Regions from separate parts of the Mus musculus genome. Here region 2 is linked to region 1. Evidence: chromatin loops called from intact Hi-C (ENCODE). Cell type or tissue: left cerebral cortex. All regions are shown on one strand. Each heading gives the region's core, and the rest is flanking DNA. Links, peaks and the distances in the headings are about the cores only.

The links. Hi-C counts contacts between places; a loop is a spot of excess contacts. Peaks named below come from ENCODE experiments on the same cell type or tissue, not always from the same donor. Only the 100,000 strongest peaks of a DNase experiment are listed, where the experiment ranks them.
Region 2: a loop joins it to region 1, with 1.9 times the contacts of the local background. A loop is called at or near these places in 2 of 42 quality-filtered maps.

The regions. Positions count from the first base shown.
Region 1 is chr1:164,393,225-164,398,606 of GRCm38, forward strand. All of the region lies in intron 12 of Nme7 (NME/NM23 family member 7), which reads left to right. Among named protein-coding and RNA genes, the nearest start is that of Gm39690, 23 kb to the right of the region's middle. In left cerebral cortex, for the core only: no CTCF peak of the experiment used is centred there; DNase peaks (open chromatin) are centred at 653, 2,077, 2,982, 3,324 and 1 more place; H3K27ac peaks cover 2,003 bases.
Region 2 is chr1:164,331,071-164,336,452 of GRCm38, forward strand. Nme7 (NME/NM23 family member 7) reads left to right here. Exons shown (of 14, transcript NM_138314.4): 5 at 1,542-1,708. Among named protein-coding and RNA genes, the nearest start is that of Nme7, 26 kb to the left of the region's middle. In left cerebral cortex, for the core only: no CTCF peak of the experiment used is centred there; DNase peaks (open chromatin) are centred at 297, 1,696, 2,033, 3,306 and 2 more places; H3K27ac peaks cover 361 bases.

The sequences.
Region 1 (5,382 bases), core at 58-5,057:
TTTGCTTCTGTTCAGGGCAGTGTGGTTCTAAGGACAAAGAGTTTTCCCAATAAACCCTAGAACCCACAAATAAGGTCTCACTTCAAAGTCGAGAGTTATGCATCCGCCGTCTCCCTTAGCTGCAAGTTTGCTTTCAGCAGTTTGTTTTTCATAGTCCGCCATAGCCCAAAACAGTACATGGAAAATTCTAGAAATATTTAGTACATTTATATTATTCTTATTAATAATGTTTTACTGTGTTCGCTTGGTAAAATCAACTTTATACAAAGTTTGTCTGTATGAGAAACATAATATCCAAGCTTCGTGCATCTGCTGGAGTCCTGAACATATCTTTTGGAGATGGAGGATCAGTAGATGCTTACGTGCATCCTATGAAACCTTTTGTCCTATCAAGTAGGCAGTAAGAGTTCAGCAAGCAATGAGTGTCCAGGAGCAAGAAAGACGTGCTCCTCATTCAGAAGGAAGAGCGGCGTTTCCTTTTCTGCCCATGTAGAGTATACATTATAGATGCTCCTAGGAGATTATGCTTACTGAAGACCTCCCTGCCCGTCTTAAAGCATGCATGGGACTGCATTCATTTTCTGCTTGCTTTGAGAAGAGTATCTGGCTTGCTTTCCTCCTAGAAAGTGTGAGTGCCATGTGCTGTTTGGAGTGAGCCACTTTGGCCTCCGTGGTTTTTGTATTACTTTTTCCCCTGGTTTCCAGATCTCCCCTTGAGTCAGATTCCTGGCAAGTGAAATCAGACAGCAAAAATCAAGGGAGATATCTCTGTCCTGATAGAGACAGAGAGAAGCATATTTACCCATGTTATCATTCTTTGTCTTCTTTTTTTTTTCTTTTCCATTTTTTTATTAGGTATTTAGCTCATTTACATTTCCAATGCTATACCAAAAGTCCCCCATAGCCACCCACCCCCACTCCCCTACCTACCCACTCCCCCTTTTTGGCCCTGGCGTTCCCCTGTACTGGGGCATATAAAGTTTGCGTGTCCAATGGGCCTCTCTTTCCAGTGATGGCCGACTAGGCCATCTTTTGATACATATGCAGCTAGAGTCAAGAGCTCCGGGGTACTGGTTAGTTCATAATGCATTCTTGGTCTTCTGTTTAGAAATAAACACTTATTTTGGCTCAAGAAAACAAAAATTAATTACCATTCTTGTTTTTCTCCTTTTCAGAAATAAACACTGTAATTTGGCTTTAAACTAGTATATTTATAAAATAAGATTAAAACCATCCAGTAACTAATATTGTATAATAGCTACTTAATTAAGTTTTACACTAACAGTATTAAATATGCTTCTGCAGGCCTGGGGAAGTGGCCCTATTAGGAAAGTGCTTTTGACCTGAGCTCAGTCCCTAGAACTCCGTAAGAAGAGTAAGGTTTGCCGGGCGTGGTGGCACACGCCTTTAATCCCAGCACTCGGGAGGCAAAGGCAGGTGGATTTCTGAGTTCGAGGCCAGCCTGGTCTGCAAAGTGAGTTCCAGGACCTGTCTCAAAAAACCAAAAAAAAAAAAAAAAAAAGAAGAGTAAGATTCAGTGGCATGCTCTTGTAATTCCAGGGACAGGGCGGTGGAGACAGGTACCCATCTTTGATTGGGCAGCATGACCTCCTTCATCAGCTCCTGGGCTAGCGAGAAACCCTTCACAAAAAAAGTAGTAGTTGTAATGGCTCTTGAAGATTAACACCCAAGCATATTCTCTAGCCTCCATGTGCATGCACACACATGTTTACATACACATGCGCCCTTGGGCGCGCAGGTACACACATTCATACACATTCACATGTTTGTAACACATACAAAAATATATAACATTGTTATTAAACTCTAAAAGCCAGGTGTGCTGGTGTAGGCCTTTAACCAAGCACTCAGGAGACAGAGGAAGGCAGATCTCTGAGTTCAAGGCCAGACTTGTCTATAGAGAGAGTTCCAGGATAGCCAGGGCTACACAGAGAAACCCTGTCTCGAAAAACAAAACAAAGCAAGAGGCTGTGTGGGTGTTCAGCATAGGGCTTAGCTCAGCATCTCACTATTGCTAATTTCCTTATTCATCTGTGTAGCCATGGAGACTGAGCTTCCGTCTGAGCTTTGGAACATGTTCTTATTACTGCTTTGAATCTATTTCTGGGGGTGAAGATGCTGAAATCGACATAAAACACCCCATTTAAGATGCATTTTATTTTGCTCTTTCTAAAACTGTGACAGTGTTAGGAGGGAGAGTGGCTTAAACTATTTCATGCTTTCCTTTGCCTTTTCTCTGTGTAACAAGATGGATGCCCACTCCCAGTGGACATTAATATACAAAAGAGTGACTTGGTATTCAGAGTCCTCATTAACCTGGGGCGATGGGAAGCAGGGGAGCCGCAGTGTGCAGCATTTGCTCTTATGCAGTGCACAGCTCTGTCCTCTTCTTGTCACATCTAACACATTAGGCTCTGCAGAGCCTGCATGAAGCAGCTCACACAGGAATTTCTATTAAGAATGAATGTCTGTTCACCAAACAGAAGTTTATCGTCTAAGTTTTTGCCCCTACACAGGGAGTTTTGTTTGCTAAACATATTGTTTTCTGTGCTCTGCACTCTGAGTCAAACCAACCAAAAAGGATATAAGGAAAGGAAGCTAGCTAACCAGCAGTCTATTCACACAAGTGCTGGGAATAATTCATTTTGAGAATTTATTGAATTGTTGTATGTCAAATCGCTTTCTTAATTACACTGGAAAGCAGAATCCAATATAGAAACAGTTATATGTTTAAATGGTTACATTGTACTGAGTTAAAAATAGGAATTTCTATAGCATAGCTTACCAATCACCCAAAAACAAATGAGGACAAAGTCTGGAGAAGACATCAGGGGGAAGGAAGCCTCCTTCCCTGTTGCTGGGGGTGTAAAGCGAGACAGCCCCTGTGGAAAGCAGTGTGGTACCACCGAAAGCATGCAGGTTGATCTCCCTCATGGCCCAGCCCTACGGCTCCTTGCAGGTGATCAGAGAACTCTATGGCCTATGGAAGTACCCGCACGTTCATGTTTACCATGGTTCTCTCCATAGTAGCAAGGAAGGAGTCAGCCCCCATGCCCGTCAGCAGATGAATAGATTATGAAAACCTGCAGACATGATATGGAATTCCATTCAGCCATAAACAGAAATGAAACTATGGAATTTCCAGGGAAAAGAGATAGAATTGGAAACAGGATTACCTAGGCCCAGAGAAGCCAGGAAACCAGAAAGGACTCATGAGAACTGCAAGAATACAATTGGAATAGAACTGTGGGCTTTAGCATGTTGAGATAGCCTGTGCTATCTAGTCTGAGTGTCTGGACAACAGTGAATCAAAGAGAAGCTGAGTTGCTGAGTGGCTGAGAAGGAAGTGGGAGACGATGATAGGGTTGATCTAGGACAGGACATGTGTCAGCTAGCAGGATGGGTTGCCTGGATTGGGCTTGCCCAGGATTCCATCCAAGTACTATTGAGTGGCAGTTTGGAAGTCGCTTTTCCTATGGTTTTCTAAGATAAATCAGTTATATTGAAATTCAAAAGTTGGCCTTTATTTTTAGAATGACTGCTTTGTTCCAATTGTATAAAAGAAAAAATGAATTTTTAATAGGCCCTGGGTGATGCTTGGTGGAGAAAAAGAGATCAGATAATCTAGTAGAGAATGAGGGGATAGAATGGGTTATTTTACCTTTTTAATCTAGTCACAAATTACAGTTCCATTGGGAAGAGGATAACATTGCCTTTAGAATGTAACCCCTGAGGAAAGGTTCTTTTGTGATGGTGGAGGGAAACTGTTAAGGAAGACACTAAGAAAACCAGTTTTCTGATGGCAGCGACTTGTATCAGAGCTATCCAATTAACATGCTGTGGTTTATTAAATGTTCTCATTAAAGGAATAATTAACACGTTCTAAACACGATTGCCTGTCTCCCCCTCTCTACTCCCTCAGTATCTGTCTCTGTCTGTCTCTCTGTCTCTGTCTCCTGTCTCTCTCTCTGTCTCTCTCTCTGTCTCTCTCTCTCTCTTTCTCGTGTGTGTGTGTGTGTGTGTGTGTGTGTGTGTGTGTGTGTGTGTGTGTGTGTTACTAGGTGCTAATTCCAGGCTCTTACACATGGTAGGCAAGTGCCTACCACTAATCTTTTCCAGCCTTCCTTTTGCTTTCTTAGTTTGGAGCTGAGTTTCCCTAAGTTATCTAGACTGGTCTTGAACTCACCCTGTAACCCTAGGCAGCCTTCGAGGTTCTGATCCCTGGGGCCAGAGAGACAACTCAGAGGCTAAGAGCACTGGCTGGCCTTCAGCAGACCTGACTATAATTCCTAGCACCCACGTGGTGGTTGACAACCATCTGCAACTCCATCTCTACATCCTCTTCTGGTCTCCATGGGCACCGGGCATGCACATGATACATAAACATACATGCAGGCAAAACATCCATACATAGAATAAAATGGTAATACATTGTTTTTAGATTAAGATTATCCTGCCCCAGCTACTCAACTAGGTAGAATCACAAACTACATCCACAGTCCCAGCACGATGGTTCCACTTTAGAAAATATGTAACCAAGGAAACAAACACAATTGTGCAGCTGTGAGGAACAGTTTATCCCCGTGTGAGCCTCTTGCCTCATGGTCATGTGCCTCAGGGTCATACGGAAGAATGTGAATTAGCTAGACATTAGGTGGCATAGGTTTGTAATCCCAGCTGCTGGAGTGGCTGAGGTAAGGGGATTCCACATTTGAAAAATGTCTGGGCAGTTGAGTGAAACAATGTCTCAACGTGAATAAAACAGTGAGATTGAGCTCAGTGATAAAGTGTTTTCTTAGCAAGTGTGAATTCTTGGATTTGATACCCAGCAAGAAATAGGAAGTGGGGGAAGAGGAGAAAGGAAAATTGACAGAGGGAGAGAAGGGTGGGCAAAGAAAGAATATGCATTAATGCAATTTAGCAGAGTGTATTTTTTAAGTGTAGTAATGCACTGAACGATGACTTACTGTAACATAATCTGATGTTTATAGTGCTCAAGTATGTGCCTGCACCAGAAGACACCTTAGTTCTTGAGAATTCAAATCTGTCTTAATATCACAGCTGGAAAATCACTTAGATGCATTTAAAATCTAATGCTAGTCTGATTGATTGTCCCCATCTCACAGTGGTGCCACATGGAATTTTATATCAATGACATTATATGAAGTCAGAGACCCTGAGCATGTCTCCTTCAAAGATATGGAACTACTGTTCAGGGTTCTCAGTGCCTTCGCAGCCCTGTGTGCCCTGGTTTGCAAACTTCAGAAGAACAAAATCATCAATGCCCAAATAGGGAAGTTGATCTGAGCTATCTGCTACTCAAGTGTAAGGACCCAAGTTCAGATCCCCAGGCCCCATGCA
Region 2 (5,382 bases), core at 231-5,230, 62 kb before region 1:
CGTGACCGGCCTGCAGGATAACACACACATCCATGCACACTGTGACCGGCCTGCAGGATCACACTAATGCACAGCATCGTGGGAGCATCCAATCACTCTGTAGAGATATTTTATTGGATTTCTTTTTCTTGGTGCTCAGTAATATACCAACACAGGAAGATAACTTTGTGCTGGTGTATATGTATGTATGTATATATATAATTTTATTTTATTTTTCTGAGTTACGTGGTAGACAGGATTTGACCACATAATACCATCTGGCTGCTCACTTGCAATCTGGTCTAATCTCAGCTAGGATTATAAATGTCCACCTTCACACCCAGCCTTGTTGAAAATTTCTAACCGAAGTATTTTTGCAAGATTTTACATTAAAAATATAAGAACAGCTTACGCTTGGTGACATTGGACTATAATTTCAGCACTTAAAAGGCTGAGGCAGGGGAATTCCAAAGTTACAGGCTAGCCTGAACTGTATAGCAAAACCTTGTCTCCAATCAAACAAACAGGCCTAGAGAGATCTCTTAGCTGGAAATAATACTGGCTGCAAAAGTGTGAAGGCCTGAGCTTGACTCTTAAGCACCTACCTACATAATGGCTGGGCCTTGTTCCCTGTGAGAACTCCAATCCTGAGTAACAGAGGCAGGAGCTCCCTGGAGCTCTCTGGCCAGCTGACCCAACTTAAAGCAAACTTCAGGTTCAGTGAGAGAGCCTGTGTTAAGACAATAATGTGAGAAATGACTGAAGAAGACATCAGGCAACCTCCTATATCATGTATGTTTGTAGGGATGCACACTTGCATATAACACACATATATAGAAGTAGATATATAGAGAGACCCCAAAATGAAGTAGGACAACTGTTTTTTGGGATTAATCAATATTTGATAAGTAGTTACAGATAAATGGTTATCATAGTCATAAATATTACGGTTAAAAGTTGGTATCTGTATAAAATGTCAAATTAAAGAGGCTCTAAGAGGGTCCCTTTCTTTGCATCACTTCATTGGCAATCACTTTAAAAAGTCAGCTCAGTTGGGGTTGGAGCCTAGAGAGAAGGCTCAGTTAAGGGTGCTAGCTGCCCTTGTAGGTCCCAAGTTTGGTTCCCGGCACCTACACCGAGCCGCTCACAGCAACTGTAACTCCAGCTGCTGGCAAGCCAACAGTGACTTCTGCACCTTCACTCACATGTACCTACCCACAGAAAGGGAGACACACATGAATACACATCTCTTAAAGGAAATACAATTTTTTTTAGTGATTGGGATGTGTACATAAAAAGAAATATGAGAATCTGTCTCTGTCACTCATAGCTGGTGAGTTACTGAAATAACTTGGTCTATTTAGGATATTCTAAAATATATATTTTAATTACAAACTTTTATCACTAGATTGGATTGGAAATAAAGCTTCACAGTATAAAATATAATTTATATACGTAGTTATAAAGTAATAGGATATAGCTGTCTTTTGTAAAATCAATTGGAGACTTTTCTCTGTAAGGCGTACGTTCTTCATAAGTATTCTTACTGTGTCTGTTTCTAGCATGATGTAAAGAATCGTCGCACCTTCTTAAAGCGGACCAAGTATGAGGACCTGCGCCTGGAAGATCTATTTATAGGCAACAAAGTCAATGTGTTTTCTCGACAGCTGGTGTTGATTGACTATGGGGACCAATACACAGCCCGCCAGCTGGGCAGCAGGAAAGAGAAGTAAGAACAGCCGGGCCATCTTTTTCCATTGAAACCTTGCCTGTGACTTTGGCCACTAACTTCTGATTTCCTCTCCTCGGTCATGTTTTCACAACATAGTTTTTCCAGCGACCTAATATAATTTTATAACATTAAAAATATTTTGGTACTGATTCAGGGATTGGTTCCTAATTAGAATATTGAAGCAATATCTGTAGTCTTAGGAGGTGACTGTTTGGATGGGTGGGTGGCAGAGATAAAGCTCTTACACATTCTATCTGCTTTTTATATTTGTCACTAAAACCTAAGACTATTTGAGCATAAGGTTTTCTTCCTAAGCATAAGCATGATGCTGGTACGAATCACGGTAACCCGGGAGACGGTGAAGTTAGTTCTTGCAAAACTGAAGGCTTTGTGGGTTTGTTCTGTCTTGATAAAACTGAATTAAATTATTACCCCAATTAGATGAACTGGGGAGAAATGCTAATCAAAGGAGTGAGTATAGAGAAAGATCCAAAGGTGGGAAATCCTGTCTTAAGTTAGAACAACTATTTGCTATCCTGCTTGTGTAAGTTGGGGGCTAAAACTTATAAAAGTTTAATTACTACAACAATGATCTGAATTATTATGGTAACAGTAGATATGCAGAAGAAGTAAGGAGTGTACGTGATTAATAGAAATGCAGCAGTGCATGCCAGGAAGCAGCTCAGTTGGGGCAGTGCTTGTCTAGCAAAGATGAAGCCCAAAGGCCTGAGACCTAGCCCCGTGTAAAACTGGAGGTGGTGGCACGTTTCTGTCATGCCAGCATGTGGGAAGTGGAGGTAGAAAGATCAGAAGTTCAAGATCATATTAGTTTACAGAGGGAGTCAAGGGCCAGCTTGGGTTACATGTGACCCTGTCTCAAAAAAAAAAAACAAAAAAACAAAAAAAACAAAAAAGACAAAAAAACAAAAAAACAAAAAAACCAAATAACAAAGATCAAAGACAGTTCAAGTTAAGAATGGAAGTTCTAGAAACTTTGGGTGAGATGATGATGAGAAGCTGCCTCAGGGCAATTTAACAGAAGAGATAGGCAAGGTAACAGAGAATAGACCCTGCCCCAAGGAGAGAGCGATCAGAACATCAGAAATCACAAAGCAAGAAGTAGCTTGCTCCAGGGAATTTTATTCAGCTATAGAGAGTGAAATTCTAACATCTGCAAGGAAGTGGACAGACCTGGAGATCATTACATTAAGTGAAAGAAGCCAGATTACTGAAAGATATCAAGTGGGTTTTTTTTTTAAATATGTGGAATATAGATAGATGGATAGGTGGGTGGGTGGATTGATGGATGGATGGATAGATAGATAGATAGATAGATAGATAGAGTATAGAAAGGGGACCATGGAGGGAAGAAGTTTAAAGAGAGTGGGGAGTTGGGGAGTGAGAAATTGTAATAAAATATACACGTCATAAAAGCTAACAGATTACTGGGTGAAGGGAAAGGGACTAACAAGAAGTGAGTCAGGATTAGGGAGGGCGGTGGGGTGTGAAAAATAGCAGACTATAACAAAAATATCACCATGAATCACATTATTTTATATATTAGCTAAAAATAAATTTTTAAAAGACAATTATGTCAACTATAATGTGTGGGCAAACAAAAAGGACAACCCAGTGGGACGGAGTGGGCAGTGCACTGCTCCACTGGGGCAGATCCCTGCAGGAGGACCTGGGGCAGGGTGGGACAGAAGCCTCATCTGAAAGGGGACAGAGGAAGGGACTGGGTAAGCTCGGTCTGTGAGTGAAGGTCAAGGAGGTACATTATGAAAATGGAACACTGAAGCTCATTGCTCTGCGCAACCACTAAGATAAATTTAAATACCAAAACCCAGAAATTCGGGACTGGATAGGACCTGGGGACGATTCTTCTCTTGCTGTCTTACTCATTTCCGTGTCTTCTGCATCCCTGAGCAAATCTCTTTACGCATTGCAAGAGCAAGGTTAATTTCACCTCCGAGTTTTGCAGCCTTCATTCCGTGACTTTTTTGGCTCAATGCTTTGGGTCCCTGCAGTAGAACACATTATGAAGGATATTGAGTGGTAGAGGAAGCTGTTTACCTCAGGGCACAAAAGGGTCTGCAGTCCTAACAGCCCTTCTAAGCTGTGACCTAAAGACCTCCCAGTAGCTGCACCACACACACACACACACACACACACACACACACACACACACACACACTGCACACTCTCTCGCACACATGCAGATACCCCCACATGTACCTTTTTATTATTCTTTCCTTACTGCTTGCCACCCTGATTTTCTTTAGTTTTGGTTTAGAAAGAAACAGAACCAATTGGAGATGCAGCTAAAAAGCAAGCTTTAAAGAAAAACCAAAAACCAAAACCAAAAATGGACTTAATAATGATTCTCTTCTGAAAAATGATTTCCCTTGCTATGAAATGGCATTTTACTTTTCATTGTCCACATTTATGAGTTGCAGCTTTCTGAGAATAGATTAAATATGTTGGTAATGAAATTTTAATTCTTTCCTTTGTGTTTTATTCAGGGATAGAGTATTTGAAAGATATTATCTCTACTTGTGTACTTATTGGGGTAGCACTTAACATTAAGGATAATTGTTGAAAGTTAAGACTGTATGCTTAAAAGTTCCAGAAACTACTTAGCTTAAAAAAAAAAAAAAAGCAGTAAAGCTATTTTAAGGCCTACTACAAAAATAGTTTAATGCTTAATATCTGTACAGTAGGTAGCCCCGGTAGAATAGGGTATTTCTTTCTGCAACTTCCTTGACCCTTCCTTACATTTCCTTTCTAATTCTTGAGGTGGCTTGAAGCCCAGGGTAGAGATTAGTGCACAGGTAGTGAAGGGCCAAAGGTAGAATGATTGCCTCACGGGAAACGAGCAAAGGACAACTATAAAATTGGGAAAGCCCTGTAGTACTAGACTAAGAGGCATCTCCTGTTCTCATAAGATTGACTGTGAAAAGTCAGTGACTCTCTCTCTCTCTCTCTCTCTCTCTCTCTCTGTCTCTCTGTCTCTCTGTCTCTCTCTCTCTCTCATTTTCCCCCTGAACCCAGCTAGCTCTCAGAATTGAGAATGAACTGATGAAGTTCTTTAACAAGCTTTAGGGGCACAAGAGCTGAGCAATGTTGCTCTATTTTAATCCTCTAAGCTAATCTGGCTGCCTCCCAGCCAAAATCTCCAAGAGACTTGCATGTTATGGCTTTCTCTGCTCAAGCTGTTTTCTTCTGCTGTCTCCTGGACTCCCTCGCCCCCTTGTCACATGGTAAATTCACACTTCCGCTCTCTCCTTCCCTCTCCTCTGGCAGGGAGGAAGTCCATCCCTATTCTCTCTTCCTGCTCAGTCATTGGCTAATCAGCTTCTTTATTGACCAATCAGGGAAAAATTGGAGAGCAATGTTTACACAGCGTTGAGCCTGGACAGTCTTTAGAGCGAGGACTGCAACTGGATATGGGGACACAGAAGTCAGCATTTGAGTAAAACAAGGATAATCTTTACACAGTGCACAATGACATGCCTACAACCATGCTCAGTTTTTAGCGTGGGTTTTAAAACTCAGGCTTTCACACTTGTGTGATAAGCACAGTACCAACTGAGCCACATCTCCAGCCTCTATAACCCCTTTTATGAGTGGTAAATATCTATAGCTTTCATTCATGGTGGACAATGATA